Regions from separate parts of the Homo sapiens genome. Here region 2 is linked to region 1. A link is a loop called in an ENCODE intact Hi-C map of the cell type or tissue named here. Cell type or tissue: PC-9. All regions are shown on one strand.

Evidence for each region. Peaks named below come from ENCODE experiments on the same cell type or tissue, not always from the same donor. Only the 100,000 strongest peaks of a DNase experiment are listed, where the experiment ranks them.
Region 2: a loop joins it to region 1, with 4 times the contacts of the local background. A loop is called at or near these places in 15 of 110 quality-filtered maps.

Annotation. Positions count from the first base shown.
Region 1 is chr1:229,253,972-229,261,971 of GRCh38, forward strand. It overlaps RAB4A-AS1 (RAB4A antisense RNA 1), which reads right to left. Exons shown (of 2, transcript NR_149313.1): 2 at 2,921-5,149. It overlaps LOC102723935 (a long non-coding RNA gene), which reads right to left and starts at 2,727. Exons shown (of 3, transcript XR_426935.4): 1 at 2,316-2,727. LOC124904540 (a long non-coding RNA gene) reads left to right here. Exons shown (of 2, transcript XR_007066924.1): 2 at 4,108-4,309. RefSeq lists an enhancer at 1-675. In PC-9, CTCF peaks have their summits at 1,129, 1,350, 4,261 (motif pointing right) and 4,463; a DNase peak (open chromatin) is centred at 4,220.
Region 2 is chr1:228,687,679-228,695,678 of GRCh38, forward strand. It overlaps a transcript of RHOU not described here and the pseudogene FTH1P2. Among named protein-coding and RNA genes, the nearest start is that of RHOU, 44 kb to the right of the region's middle. In PC-9, a CTCF peak has its summit at 4,426 (motif pointing right); a DNase peak (open chromatin) is centred at 4,473; H3K27me3 peaks cover 2,336 bases.

The DNA.
Region 1 (8,000 bases):
GAAAGATTTTAAAACATACATTAAAAAGTAAATAAAAATAATTTAAAATCCCAGAGGCTGGGTGCAGTGGCTCACGCCTATAATCCCAGCACTTTGGGAGGCCCAGGCAGGCACTTGGGGCCAGGAGTTCGAGACCAGCCTGGCCAACACGGTGAAACCCCCTCTCTACTAAACATACAAAAATTAACCAGGCGTGGTGGCACACGCCTGTCGTCCCAGCTACTTGGAAGGCTGAGGCAAGAGAATCTCTTGAACCCCAAAGGCGGAGATTGCAGTGAGCCAAGAATGTGCCACTGCACTCTAGCTTGGGTGACAGAGCAAGATGCCATCTCAAAATAAATACATAAATAAATACATAAATAAATAAATAAGTTTAATCTAATCCCAGAGATAACAGTTATTACTTGATGCATATTCTTTTACCACTTTGTCGATGTATCCATCTACATATTTATATTTTTTCTTATTAAAATGGAGCCATACCAAAACAACTGCTTGAAGTCTGTTTGAAGTCAGCTTTGCCCTTTAAGATTTCGAAGGTAGGCCAGGCGTGGTGGCTCACACTTGTAATCCCAGCACTTTGGGAGGCCGAGATGGGCGGATCACCTGAGGTCGTTAGTTCAAGACCAGCCTAGCCAACATGGTGAAACCCTGTCTCTACTAAAAATACAAAAATTAGCCAGGCGTGGTGGCATATGCCTGTAATCCCAGCTATTCGGGGAAACTGAGGCAGGAGAATGGCTTGAACCCAGGAGGTGGAAGTTGCAGTGAGCCAAGATAGTGCCACTGCACTCCAGCCTGGGCAACAGAGTGAGACTCCATCTTAAAAAAAAAAAAAAATTTCAAAGAGGTAGAACCTTTACAAGTCTTCAACATTGTCTGTAGGGAGAAGATCTCAACACGCAGCTCAGGACATCCAGCTCCTGGTCCCTATTCAGCACAACATTAAATGACAAGACCTTGGGTAGAAATACTTTCATTCTCAGAGTGTCAATTTCCCTGCCTGTTCAAATGAGACAGGTTAACTACAAAAGCTAGGCACAGATCAACTCTGTGGCTTCTCCCCTTGGGTGCCAAAATGTTAAAGCTTTGAAAATGGCAGAGTATTTTCAGGTGTGGCATCACACTGCCACCCCTAGGCTCATGAGAGATATCCTAAAAAGACTGAAGCCTCAAGAAGCCCTAGATCCTAGCTACATTTATTCAAAAGCTGGATAATTTACATGCTAGGGGGAATTCTTACAGAAAATGCCATTCATTCATTCATTCACTCACTCAACAAATATACAGTGAACACCTATCCTATGAAAAGCTAGATTTATAAAAAGGTTAGAAAGGCATGACTGATATTTGCCTTCAAGAAACAGTCTAGGGGTAGTAAGTATATAGGTGAGTACATGAGAAATTATGACACAGCCTGGTGGTTGCCGTGGAATATGTGAAGGAGCACTGGAAAGTCATAGTTCAGGAAAAGATCATGGAAGAAATGACACCCTGAGTCTTGAAGAAGGAATAGGATATCAGAGCACAATGATTAGAGAAGGTTGGAGGAGGAGGACAAGATGGGAAGAAAGGACCTTTAAGGTAGAAAAAGCTTCCTACACAAAACCCACAGCATGTCTGGAAATGATGAGTGGTTCTGAAGCAACAGAAAGGAGCGTGCCTGGCAGTAGACAAGAAGGGGCAGAAAGCGGGGTGGCCAGGCCTGGAGGGATGCCAGCTTCAGAGTCAGAAGAATCCGGGCTCCCCTAAACTCAACCATTCACTTGGGGGTGTGGGGGAGATGAGGCAGGTGCTGAATCGGCCAGATTTCAGCTCTGAGCTTCTCCTTATCTCTAAAATGGAATCATAAAATCCACTCCTTGCAGAGTTCTTCTAAGAATTAGGAAGAAAGTGTGAAAAGTGTCTGCCATGTAGAAGACATTCCATGTGATGATAAGGTTATTGTTATTAAAAGTAAGTTGGAGTCAGATCATGGTGTGCTAAAGAAGTTTTTTATCCTATGGACAGTGGGGGTCACAGAAGGATTCAAACAGGGAATTACACAATTTGATTCACGTTTGACAGAGCTCTCTGTGGATCCAATTGGTACTTAACCTTGGAGCCCCTTGAAATTCTATCTAGAATATTCTGTGTAAATGCATATGTGTACTTTACTCAGGAAGAGTCCCTAGTTTTCATTAGGCCACAGTGAGCCTGTGACTCCATACAGGTTGAGAATCACTGACAAGAGAAAAAATACATTGGGCATGGTGAGGTGGGCAGGAAGGGGAGGTGGAAAGAATGAGGAGATGCCATATTGTAAAAATACTCACCAGACCTGTGAAGACGACCACATGGAGAGGAACTGCAGCCTCCTGCCGACAGCCAGGTGGGTGAGCCATCTGGGAAGTGGGTCCTCCAGCCCCAGTCTAAACCTCAGGTGACTGTAGTCTCACAAGAGACTCCAAGTGAGAAGCACCCAATTAAGTTGCCCTTGACTCCTGATCCACGGAGACCGTGTGAAAGAATAAGCTAATCATTTGAAGCTACTAAGTTTTGGGGTTCATTATAGAGCAATAGACAACTGATACATTCCTTTAAGTGTTACCACAACTCCATTTCTGGGCATCACTGCCTTTGGCTCATTTGAGAGTCAAGTTTTCATGAGAAGCTTCTTTGTAACATTTCCACTCACAGACCCTGGCAAACTGACTTCAGAGTCTAGCTTTTTTTTTTTTTTTTTTGAGATGGAGTCTCGCTCTGTTGCCCAGGCTGGAGTGCAATGGCGCGATCTTGGCTCACTGCAATCTCTGCCTCCCAGGTTCAAGTGATTCTTCTGCTTCAGCCACCCAAGAAGCTAGGATTACAGGCACCCACCACCACACCTGGCTAATTTTTTTTTTTTTTTTTGTATTTCTAGTAGAGATGGGATTTCACCATGTTGGCCAGGTCAAACTCCTGACCTCAGGTGATCCACCCACCTCAGCCTCCCAAAGTGCTGAGATTACAGGCATGAGCCACTGTGCCCAGCCAGAGCCTAGCTTGTAATCACTCCGCTCTACTACCTCCCACCTTCCTTTCTTTGTGTAATAAGATTGCAGTACACAGTGCTGTACAATAAACAAAATATTTTTATACACATAGTCACACTTCATCCTCACAGGGATCCTGAGGCAGGAGAACAGTTACTTTTGTATTTCTCCATTTTGCAGTTTATAAAACTGAGGCTCAGAAAAATTGAACTTCTTTGCCCAAGGTCATTCAGGTACTAAGTGGTAGCTGGGACTCAAAGCAGTTCTTCCAACTCAAATCCCCATTTCTTTCTGTATTCGTCTGCTTGGGCTGCCATCACAAAGCAGCATAAACCGGGAGGCTTAAGCAACAAACATATCTCATCTCACAGTTCTGGACGCTGAAGTCCAAAATCAAGGCATCAGCAGGATTAGAACTTTCTGAGGGGTTGAGAGAGACTCTATTCCATGTCCCGCTCCTGGCTTCTGGGGGCTGCTGGCAATCCTTGCGCATTCCTCGGTCTGCAGGTGCATCAGTCCAGTGTCTGTCTCCATTGTCACATGGCATTCTCTCCTTGTGTGTCTCTCTCCTCCTCTTTTTTTGTTTTGTTTTGTTTTGTTTTTGTTTTGTTTTTTTGAGTCAGGGTCTCCCTTGTTGCCCAGACTGGAGTGCATTGATATGATCATAGCTCACTGCAGCCTCGGACTCCTGGGCTCAAGCCATCCTCCCACTAGCCTTCCAAGTAGGTGAGACTACAGCTGCGTGCCACCATGTCTGGCTAATTTTTAAATTTTTAGTAGAGATGGGGTCTCGATATGTTGCCCAGCAAATCCTGGGCTCAAGCGATCCTCCCGCCTCAGCCTCCCAAATCGCTGGGATTACAGGTGTGAGCCACTGCACCCAGCCTCTCCTCCTCTTATAAGAACACAGTCATACTGGATTAAGGGCTTGCCCTAATGACCTCACCTTAGTTTCATAGTTACATCTGCAAAGACCCTTTTTCCAAATAAGTCTGCATTCACAGGTATTGGGGCTTAGGACTTTAACGTATCTTTTGGTGGGGGATACAGTACAACCCACAGCATTTTCATAACTCATATTTTCCCTTAACAGACAATCTTTAGAGCATCGTTGGACTGTGCCTAAACTGCAAATTCTTGGAATCACCCTGCTGGTGCTGGCCTTGTCACAAAGCACAGCCTGGGAAAGGAGCATTCCAGAAGAGTATGTCAGTGAACCCACCAGGGGGCACTATGTGACCAGAAAATAACCCCAAAACACCAGCGGTTGCATTAAATTCCATTCTGTTAATGAATATTGTTTCTTAACTTTATTTCTTAAATCAGCAACTTCACATTTGATAAAGAGTCAAGGATTTCCTGATACTCGAATCACAGATTTCTGAGCAGCTTTAAAACTCATTGTTCCCCTATATGTAGCAGTGGATTGCTAGTAGCCCTACCAGGTCCTTGAATTGCTCTGGAATGCCAGGTGGAGCTAAATTGAGGGGTCAGGAACTCCTCATTGGATGTGAGATTCAAGTGAGACCATATATCTAAAAATAAGTTGAAGAGCAGGATAGCCAATCTCTGCAGGATTGGGGTCAATCTATCTCTGGGAAGTAATGTTCAACTCTAAGCAAAGCTGCACAAGAAGAGAAATCTGCATTCGGCACTGCTTCCTGGCTGGCCCCACTGCTCCTCCCTTCCTTCCTGTTCAGACACATGTCCCACAAACTTGCCCCCAAACCCCATTGCCTACCAGGTCCCAAAGAGGCCCCAAGTTCCAAAGCCACTTCCCCCACAAGCACAATTTCCAGTTTCCTTAAAGTCAGCAGTAAGGAAAGGCCTCTCCTTAACTGAAACAAAACGTGAAATTCTTTTGGGCAAATCAAGAAGGGATCTGGAAGGAAAACCCACAGGGCAGCCTCAGTATCAGCAGTCCCTGAGTCCCGCCCCTGGGTGGTGAATCTGTTCCTTGGGATTCTGGCATTTCGCCTTAACACAGAAGGCGCTCTTCTGGGCTGATTAAAAGGCTCGGCATATTCTCTCCATGGTTATCCTTACTGTGTGCTTATAGGTGGTGCCAGCACTCATTCATTCATTCCACAGATGTTTGTTGGGCACCTAAAATGTGCCTGACACTGGGACAGATGCTACAGGAGAAAAAAAAAAAAAGAAAGCTCAAGTCTCTCCCCTCAAAGATTTTACATTATCAGCTCAGAGAGCTCCAAACTCCTTGCCCAGCCAATACCCAACAATTCCTACAGAATGGGGGCAGGGGGAGTAAATTTTTAAAAGAAACTGAACAGATAATGTTTTAAGGAGGAAATCAACCATCTCAACAGAGAGGATCGAGGAAAAGTTCTGAGTCGAGCTCCTCCCTAAGAAAGGAGGGAGAGGGCCGGGTGCAGTGGCTCACGCCTGTAATCCCAGCACTTTGGGAGGCTGAGATGGGAGGATCGCCTGAGGTCAGGAGTTCGAGACCAGCCTGGCCAACGTGGTGAAACCCTGTCTCTACTAAAAATGCAAAAATTAGCTGGGCGTGGTGGTGGGTGCCTGTAATCCCAGCTACTCGGGAGGCTGAGGTAGGAGAATTGCTTGAAGCCAGGAGACAGAGGTTGCAGTGAGCCGAGATCGCACCACTGCACTCCAGCCTGGGCAACAGAGCAAGACTCCATCGCAAAAAAAAAAAAAAAAGAAAAGAAAGAAAGAAAGGAGAGAGAATGCAGGAGGGAGAGTGAGACTCGGGAAAGAACAGGGGAAGTTGACAACCACCCTTTTTCTACCAGCTCTCATTTAGCCCATAGTATGTTTCTAACCCATAGATATTTCTAACTGAGAAATATCTCCGAGCAACATGTCCTCACTGCTCAGACATAAGGATTTTCTCACTCACTGCATTTAATGCTGTATTCAATCTCTGCTGTTCTCTGTTCCATTTTCCACAAGTGGCAGTGCCTTTAGGAACAAAACCATTCCTCAACCCCCAGCAGGATTTCTCCAAATGTGGGACCACCTGCATTAGAAATACCTGGGGTCGGCCGGGCGCAGCACTCATGCCTGTAATCCCAGCACTTTGGGAGGCCGAGTTGGGTGGGGAGGGGGGGTGGTGGATCACCTGAGATCAGGAGTTCGAGACCAGCCTGGCCAACATGGTGAAACCCCACATCTACTAAAAATACAAAAATTAGCCTGGCATGGTGGTACGCTCCTGTAATCCCAGCTACTCAGGAGGCTGAGGCGGGAGAATCACTTAAACCCGGGAGACGGAGATCACAGTGAGCTGAGATCGTGCCACTGCACTCCAGCTTGGGTAACAGAGCAAGACTCCATTTCAAAAAAGAGAAATAATTAAAACAAAAAATGAAAGCAGAGATAGGAGCAACACTTGCTGGGAACACCAAAAATGGCCAGTAAGGCACCAGAAGCCAGGAGACAGGCCTGGAACAGAATTTCCCTCAGCATTCAGAGGGTAGCAACCCTGCTGACACCTTGACCTTGGACTTCCGGCCTCCAGAACTGTGAGACAATAAATTTCTGTTGTCCAAGCCACTTGGTCTGTGGTACTTTGTTACAGCGGCCCCAGTCATCTAATCCAGGAAGGTGACATGGTGCGACACCAGAGTTTGATTGCATGCCTGCTGACCTGGCTGCTAGTCCACACAATTTCAGGGAAAGGAAGAGAAAGTCTAATGACTCTGACCTAAATCTCTCTCTCTCCTGTAAAGTCACAGGGAACATCAATAAAGCCAGGAAGCTTTTTCTATTAGGCCTCATTAGTCTTCCATTAAAGGGCACATTTCACCAAGCTGATAGATGGAAATGGTATTGGCTACTGTCTGGTGGAACACAAATGAAGATGTTTGAAAGGGCAAGAAAGACAGGCTGCTGAGAGGTCTAGAGGTGGAGCGTATGGTGGGTGGTCTGTGCAGTGGGGAAACCCCCACCTTAGTTTCCTGGAGTAGGTTACATCTTCCCATGTGAAAGCCAATAATCCGTTACCAAAACGTCTCAAAATGAGTCCACAAAGGGCTGGAAAAAGGCATAAAGGAACTCTTGGGGGTGACAGAAAAGTTCCATACTGGGACGAGGTTGAAGTTGTCGCATGACCGTGTACATTTGTCAAAACTCATTGTACACTTAAAATTGGTGAATTTTGTTGTATGTAAAATTATACCCCAGTAAAGCTGATTAAAATGTTAAAATTAACCATAAAAGAAAATTTCAGTTGGTGGTGTTCAGGGATTATTTTATTTTATTTTATTTTATTTTTGAGACGGTGTCTCACTCTGTTCCTCAGGCTGGAGTGCAGTGGCGCAATCTTGGCTCATCGCAACCTCTGCCTCCTGGGTTCAAGCAATTCCCCTGCCTCAGCCTCCCAAGTAGCTGGGATCATAGGCATCTGCCACCATGCCCAGCTAATTTTTGTAGTTTTAGTAGAGACGGGGTTTCACTATGTTAGCCAGGCTGGTCTCGAACTCCTGACCTCGTGATCTGCCTGCCTCGGCCTCTCAAAGTGCTGGGATTACAGGCGTGAGCCACGGAGAATTTTTTTTTAAGCAGTTCTTGTGAAAACTATCTTTTAAATAAGAAACCAGGCTGAAAACAGGCCATTTAATTTGAAACACAGTATCGAAAATAAATAAGTAAATAAAAGATAATTCTATGGTACTTTTATCAGAATATGGAGGAAACACATAAATATAATTAAAAAGAAAAGAGGAACCAGAAAATCCTCTTTTTCTGAATACAAAACAAGAATTTAAATGACTCGAATGAATAATCCCTGGGTATCAATGCTGTTAAATGCAGAAATAAGCAGAGATGCATCACATTAGAACTGATGGAAGATTTGCTGGTAACTTTCAAATGAGAAGATGAAGGTAGGAAATTATCGTATCACTGAACTCAAGAACTCTATCCACAACTCTAGCCTTGGCTTAATGTTGTAGACTGTTATTTGCAGCATATTCCTGTTAGATAAACAAAATCTCTGTGCTTTGG
Region 2 (8,000 bases), 570 kb before region 1:
AGACACATTACCTGAATAAGCAGGTGAAAGCCATCAAAGAATTGGGTGAGCACGTGACCAACTTGTGCAAGATGGGAGCGCCCGAATCTGGCTCGGCGGAATACCTCTTAGACAAGCACACCCTGGGGGACAGTGATAATGAAAGCTAAGCCTCAGGCTAATTTCCACATAGCCGTGGGAGTGACTTCCCTGGTCACCAAGAGTTATCCCTTTCTAACATATTGTTCTCCCCCTCTCCCTCCTCTGCTCCATCTCCCTCCCTCTGTCCCTTCCTTCCTTCTGTCCTTCCTCCCTCCCTCCCTCCCTCCCTTCCTTCCTTTCTTCCTTCCTTTCATTTGAGTATTGTTTCCACCCCACCCTCACCCCACAAAATGTGAGCTGTACAAGAGCAAGGATTTTGTTTGTTTGTTTGTTTGTTGTTCACGGATGGGTCCCAGGTGTCTAGGACAGTGCCTGGTTAACAGTACATGCTCCATGAAGATGAGCTATTGTGACTTGGGGTTTTCTGGAACTGTAGCTGGAACCAACCCTAACCTGTTACAGCTCTCCACTCATGCCTCCCACTGCCTTTTGAAGAAGGCCATGTTGTTAATGTTGTTAAGCTGCTGTCTAAAGGACATGAACATGAATTTTTTCTCTGTAGCTGACACAGGTTTCCCCCGAATCCTTCCACTGCCTCTTTCATGTGTGAAGAACAGCAGACATTTGTGAGTTGGCAGCCTATGGACTGAGAAATGTGGACTGCAGCCATAGAATGGAGCAGATTTCCAGGGCATTTGGGTTGCAAATCTCCCATTTTGACCTCCTTAGCATCGTGCTCTATTATTTAACCCCTCCTTCCATTCCTCCCATGTCTGCCTGCTGTCACTTAAACAAGGGAGTCCACCCAGTGTGGGGAATCGTGCCTTTCCTGCAAACCTTCCTGCTGATTTGTGTTCTAGCCCAGGCTCATGAATTAGTTCTGCTGAGCCTGGCCATGGCCAGTTGTAAAGTGCTGTGTGTGCTGATACCAAAAGTTATGTACAAAACACCAAGAAGTCCCAGGATTGGTACTGCCTTTCAGTATTTGTCCAAAATGGTGCTTTTCTCTGCTTCCCTGGTCAAGCAGAATGAACAGGTCACCAGCGCAGGTAGAATTCTCTCAGTGTCACTGTGGTCCTTGCAGGTCAGCTGGATTTGTCAGTTTAGCTGAGTGTGTCCAAAGACCTCAGCCTCCCTTCTGATTTTCAAACAGAGAAACAAATATAAAGCTACATATGGGTGTGTGAGATGAGACTGGCAGCAGTAAAGGTGGCACTTTGAAGAGGCTCTAGGGAGACAGAATGGACAGTAATTTTAAAGTGACTTTGGGAAGAGGCACCACTGACCTCTCCTCCTTCTCCGCCTGAACAGTCCCTTCAGAAGCTGCTTTTCCCTCACTTCCGTCTCCCTCATCCCTGAATAACCCACACATTTGGAGCTTCTCTTCCCACTATCTTCTAGCTTTTGTAGGTTTTTTCCATCTTATTCCAACATGAGAGGCAAAGGACCCTGAGTTTGTCAGACCCAACCCTCGAAGAAGCCGAAGAGTCAAACAAAAGAGGTCATATGTAATCTGTAGTAGAAGCCAGACAATGTGAAAGGGTAAATCCAAAGGCCATTGGAACTTCTGGATCCAGATAGGGCCCAGCAAATGTGTAATAAAGTCAGCAGTGAGAAACGCGATTGGGACATGATACTTCCATGACATCAGTAGCTGTAATCAAGCTGAATCTGCCTGTTGATCCCTATGGAAACTGTCTGCTGACTGTAGTGCTGCTCTATTTTGTTGTCATTTCAGGGCTACAAATGAATATGCAATCACTTGACTACTTTGTTTTAAGCCAGGGGTCCCCAACTCCTGGGCTGCAGACAGGTGCTGGTCTGTGGTCTGTTAGCAACCAGGCTGCATAGCCGGAGGTGAGCAGTGGGTGAGCATTACCACCTGAGCTCCGCCTCCTGTCAGATCAGCAGTGATATTAGTCTCACAGGAGCTCAAACCCTATTGTGAACTGTGCATGTGAGGGATCTAGGGTGCTGGCTCTTAATGATAATCTAACTAATGCCTGATGATCTGAGATGGAACAGTTTCATACCGAAACCATCCCTACCACCCCTAGTTCGTGGAAAAATTGTCTTCCACGAAACTGGTCCCTGGCAACAAAAATGTTGGGAACCACTGTTATAAGCCATCTGTGAACCATGAAATGTTTGGGTCAGTCTCCTGAGACTGAAAATTTAATCAAAATTTCAGCAAGAACTTTCTCTTCCCACACTTTCCAGTGTGCCTGAAACCGGAATTTAAAAAAAATGTAATTGGAGCACGCAGAATCAATTCTTAACGCTGTTTCAATGTGTCCTTTCCCCCAAACAATACACTTAAGACATTTACTAAGTGTTAAAGAGCTACCTCTCTGTACTACTTGCTGTAATTTTCTTTGATCAGACTGATTTTTATTTAAAAGATTTGTTTTGTTTGTTTGTTTGTTTTTGTTTTTTAGAGCAGGAGTGAAAGTTTATTAAAAAGCTTTAGAGAAGTAAGGAAAGGAAGAAAAGGAAGGAAGGTACACTTGAAAGAGGGCCAAGTGGGCAACTTGAGAGACCAAATGCTGAAGATTAGTTTGTTTGTTTTTTTTTTTTCTCTTTGAGATGGAGTTTTGCTCTTGTTTCCCAGGCTGGAGTGCAATGGCATGATCTCGGCTCACCGCAACCTCCGCCTCCCAGGTTCAAGCAATTCTCCTGCCTCAGCCTCCTGAGTAGCTGGGATTACAGGCATGCACCACCACGCCTGGCTAATTTTGTATTTTTAGTAGAGACGGGGTTTCTCCATATTGAGGCTGGTCTCGAACTCCTGACCTCAGCTGATCCGCCCGCCTTGGCCTCCCAAAGTGCTGGGATTACAGGCGTGAGCCACCAGGCCCGGCTGTTTGGTTTTTTTTGAGATGGAGTTTTGCTCTTTTGCCCAGGCTGGAGTGCAGTGGCGTGATCTCGGCTCACTGAAACCTTTGCCTTCTGATTTCAAGCGATTCTTCTGCCTCAGTCTCCCGAGCAGCTGAGATTACAGGCGCCCACCACATAGCCTGGCTAATTTTTTTACTTTTAGTAGAGACGCGGTTTCACCATGTTGGGCAGGCTGGTCTCGAACTCTTGACCTCATGATCTGACCTCCTCGGCCTCCCAAAGTGCTGAGATTACAGGCGTGAGCCTCCGTGCATGGTGGAAGATTAGTTTTAAAAGAGTGTATCACATAGTGCTTAAGTACTGTGTTTTGTGCTTTTATGTTGTCATTAATAGTGCCTTCAAATTAGGGAGGAAACGACTTAACTCAGTTACTTGTAAAAGTTTGGTTGTGAAAGAAGCTAAATTAACTGCGAGGATTCAGCTTATAATTTTTTTTTTTTTAAATAGACTTTATTTTTCAAAACCTCTTTAGGTTCCCAGAAAATTGAACAGAAAATGCAGAGAGTTCCCATATCCTCTTTCCAGGCCTCCCTCACTATCAGCATTTCCTACAGAGTAGTACGTTTGTTACAATCAATAAATCTATATTGACACATCATTATCACCAGTCTGTAGTTTACATTAAGGTTCACTCTTAGTGTTGTACATTTTATGGGTTTTGACAAATGTGTAAGGACATGTTTCCACCACTACGGTATCACACAGAGGAGTTTCACTGGCCTAAAAGTCATCTGTGCTCCACTCACTCATCCCTCCCTCCCTCCCTCCCTCCCTCCAACTCCTGGCAACCACTGATCTTTTTATTGTTTCCATAGTTTTGTCTTTTTCAGAATAGCATATACTTGGAATCTTATAGTGTGTGGCCTTTTCAGATTGGCTTCTTTCATGCATTTAAGGTTCTTCATGTCTTGTAGAGGCTCAATAGCTTATTTCCTTTTAGTGATGAATGATATTCAGGATGTACCACAGTTTACTTATCCATTCACCTACTGAAGGACATCTTAGTAATTTCCAAGTTTTGGCAATTATGAATAAAGCTTCTATGAATATCTATGTACAGATTTTGTGTGGACATAAGTTTTGCAGGCTATAATTTTTCATCCTTAATCCTCAGTATCTAAGAACAGTGGGTAAAATTTGACCCAAACAGTACAGCTATAAATCTAGTTTCTGCTATCCCCTCTCACCAAGGCAACCGTTTCAAACGTTAACAAAGTCAATATGAAGGTTAAAAGAATCATGGCAGAAGTATTTAATCATATTATCCAAAGTTTATTGTACTTGGGAATGATTAGACTTAGAGTATCCATTAAGTACAGACTAAATGCAATCATGAACTTCCTCTTTGACTGCATGAGACCTTCAAAAATGCAGTGGTTGCTTTTAACCATAAATACTTTAGGCTGTAATTATGTACGAAGTAATGAGTAAATAGCTTGCATAAGCACTTTTACAAAGGGTAGAACAATTGGACCACAAGGTGGTGCCCAAGATATTTTAAATTCAGATCCTGGTGTCAGGTGAGCACTGAAAACCCAAGACTGGAAGATGAGTAGAATTAGAGCCAACAGATACTTGGAGCAGAAAATCCAATGTGTGTTTTAATGAAATGTATACATTCTTCTAAAATATCATCTTTCAATGATCATTATTACAGATTAAACATTTTAAAACTGCCCAAAGACTTTATGAAATCTTTTATTTTCTAGTTTTCTTCATATTATTCTTATTTGCCACCATGCCCTGGCCCAACTGTATTGCCATTAAAAGATCACAGAAGACCCTCTGCCTTGACACTTGCCACATACCTGTCCCTGCTCTGTGCTGAGTGAAGAACTTACTTGGCCACAGAGATTAGAGATAGATGGACTTCCCTTTCTTGTGTTTCAGATGCTACTTTTCTGTTTTTTGTTTGTTTTTCTTTTCTGGCGATTCTAAAATTTTTTTAAAAATATTTTAAAATTAAGACAGGATCTTGCTATGTTACCCAGCCTGGTCTTGAACTGGGCTCAAGCCATCCTCCCACCTTGGCCTCCCAAAGTGTTGGGATTACAGACATGAGCCACCAGGTCTAGTCCTGAAATCATTTTTTACAACGTTTATGGATGTGCCCTATGGATACTAGATTTAAGAAAATCTAGTATCATTAAAAATCAAAACTTCAAATAAAGCAATTAGGAAATGGGGATTTACATAACAAAACAGTTGTTGATAAAGTTGTTACTAAAGACCTCCTTTAAACTATCAAGCTCCCCAATATATTATTATATAAAATTGCATTTATGAAAATTAGATTTATATATTGCTTTGCAGGGACACCCACCATACACACTGAGCAGATGCCCAAAACCGTACTGTGAGTCTTGGTTTTCATTAAGAAGGGTACAACAAGGGCCTTTTCAAAGGGAAAGTTTAACAAGATAAACAAGTATTCTCTTCGGTAATAATCCTATGGGTTATTAACCTATAACTTAAAAAGAGAAAGAAAACAATAAATAAAGGTTTTTCAATAAGAATAAATGTTGTGAAAATAGGTACAAGGCAAGGTGTTTTTTATTTGCAATTTGTGTTGCTGACACCTGATTCCAGCCACTTGAGGTGACATAGCAGAGTTACAGCGTGAACTGACTGCTGCCTACGTGCCCTCACAATAGGTTTCCAGGCTGATAAAGCACTTCAAAGTTTTATCTTTGATCCTCAGATAGGATGCAAACTATTTGAAGTGTGGTAAAGGAAGATATTAACACACATTCAAGGAAAAAGACATTGACACCCAGCTGAAATATAGAAGTCCCATCATTACCTCAGGTTAATAATTTTTTTTTTTGACACAGAGTCTCCCGCTATTGCCTAGGCTGGAGCACAGTGGCGTGATCTCAGCTCACTGCAACCTCTGCCTCCCGGGTTCAAGCGATTCTTCTGCCTCAGTCTCCCGAGTAGCTGGGACTACAGGCACGCGCCACCACGGCCGGCTAATTTTTTGTATTTTCAGTAGAGACGGGCTTTCACCGTATTGGCCAGGCTGGTCTCCAACTCCTGACCTCATGATCGGCCCTCCTTGGCCTCCCAAAGTGCTGGGATTACAGGCATGAGCCACCGCTCCCGGCACCTCATGTTAATAATTTTAAGCTAACTGACAACTGTGAAGCTAAAAGAAGATGATTTTTAAAGTTAACATTAACTATTAACCAAGGTAGTATTCTTTTTTACCCAATAACAGGTGATGAATGAAATTAAAGCATTAGAATAATATTTTAGAGCTAGAAAGAACAAACTTTTCTATCAAAGATTTGACTTTTATAGAGATTGTCCATGTTCTACAAATTGGCTTAAATAAGATCTTAATTCTAGACAGTGCCAGAACCAGATCTCAAAATTTGCAGTTCAGTGTTTTTTTTCCATCACTCCATACCCATTTGAGTTGTCCAGGACAGACATTTCTTTCCATAAAGTATTTAATCAGCTATTGTTACAGCTCAGAGCAATATTATTTCTTTGTAGCTAGGTGACTTGCACACATTGTTTTTCAGCAATTGGAGTGGATACGGTTACATTTAATAACAAAACTAAGATTTCCAGACATAATATGCAGATACAGAGATCATTTTATTTCTAATCTGTGTTATGGTTAGAATAGTGGCCTGTTTTTAGTCTTGCTTATTTTTTTCTTCAACTTTTATTTTAATTCTGGGGTCCATGTGCAGGATATGCAGGTTTGTTACATAGGTAAACGTGTGCCATGGTGGTTTGCTGCACAGGTCATCCCATCACTTAGGTATTTTGCCCGGAATCCATTAGCTATTCTTCCTGATGCTCTCCCTCCCCTCCCCTCAATAGGCCCCAGCTTGTGTTGTTCCCCCACAGGAGTCCATGTGTTCTCATTCGGCTCCCACTTATAAGTAAGAACATGCAGTGTTTGGTTTTCTGTTCCTGCATTACTTTGCTGAGTATAATGGCTTCCAACTCCATTCACATCCCTGCAAAGGACATGATCTCATTCCTTTTTATGGCTGCATAGTATTCTATGGTACATATGTACCACATTTTCTTTATCCAATCTATCATTGATGGGCAGTTAGGTTGAGTCCATGTCTTTGCTATTGTGAACAGTGCTGCAGTGAATATACGCATGCATTTATCTTTTGATTTATATTCTTTTGGGTACATACCTCGTAATGGGATTGCTGGATCAAATGGTATTTCTGCCTCTAGGTGTCTTACTTATTAAGTACAACATTATGATAATTATTTTACACCTCCAAGATCATGTATAGAAACAATAGGAGGAATATAAATGATAATGAATAGGTTTTATTTATTTATTTATTTTGAGACAAGGTATCACTTTATCATCCAGGCTGTAGTGCAGTGGCGGGATCTCTGCTCTCTGCAACCTCCGCCTCCCAGGCTCAAATGATCCTCCCACATCAGCCTCCCATGTAGCTGAAACCACAGGCATGCACTACCACACCCGATTAATTTTTGTATTTTTGGTAGAGATGGGGTTTTGGTATGTTGCCCAGGTTGGTCTCAAACTCCTGAGCTCAAGCGATCCACCCACCTCAGCTTCTCAAACTGCTGGGATTACAGATGTGAGTCACTGTGCCCAGCTAAGAGTAAGCGTTTTTGCCTAGTAAAAACACAAACTGTTTTTTTCTCTGATCTCATCCCACAATAATCAACACAGAAGACTTCTGGGACCAATCTCTCACATACCAGCAAACAATCAATTCTGTAGTGGACACCATCTGGGTATCCTCCAATTCAATTCTGGTAGTACCTGGAGATAGCATCAAATCCCTCAACCTCAGATTGAGGGCTCAGTCACACAAGACTGCCCCCCACTTTCAATGTCAACCACAAGCCCCAGGTTGCTTCACCTGTGTTTCTATGACTTGGGGTTCCACCACTTCCTCCTTGAGTTTGGTTAATTTGCTAGCGTGGCTCACAGAACTCAGTTTACAGGTTCATTATAAAGAATATTACAAAGGATACAAATGAAAGGGTGTGAAGGGGGTGCA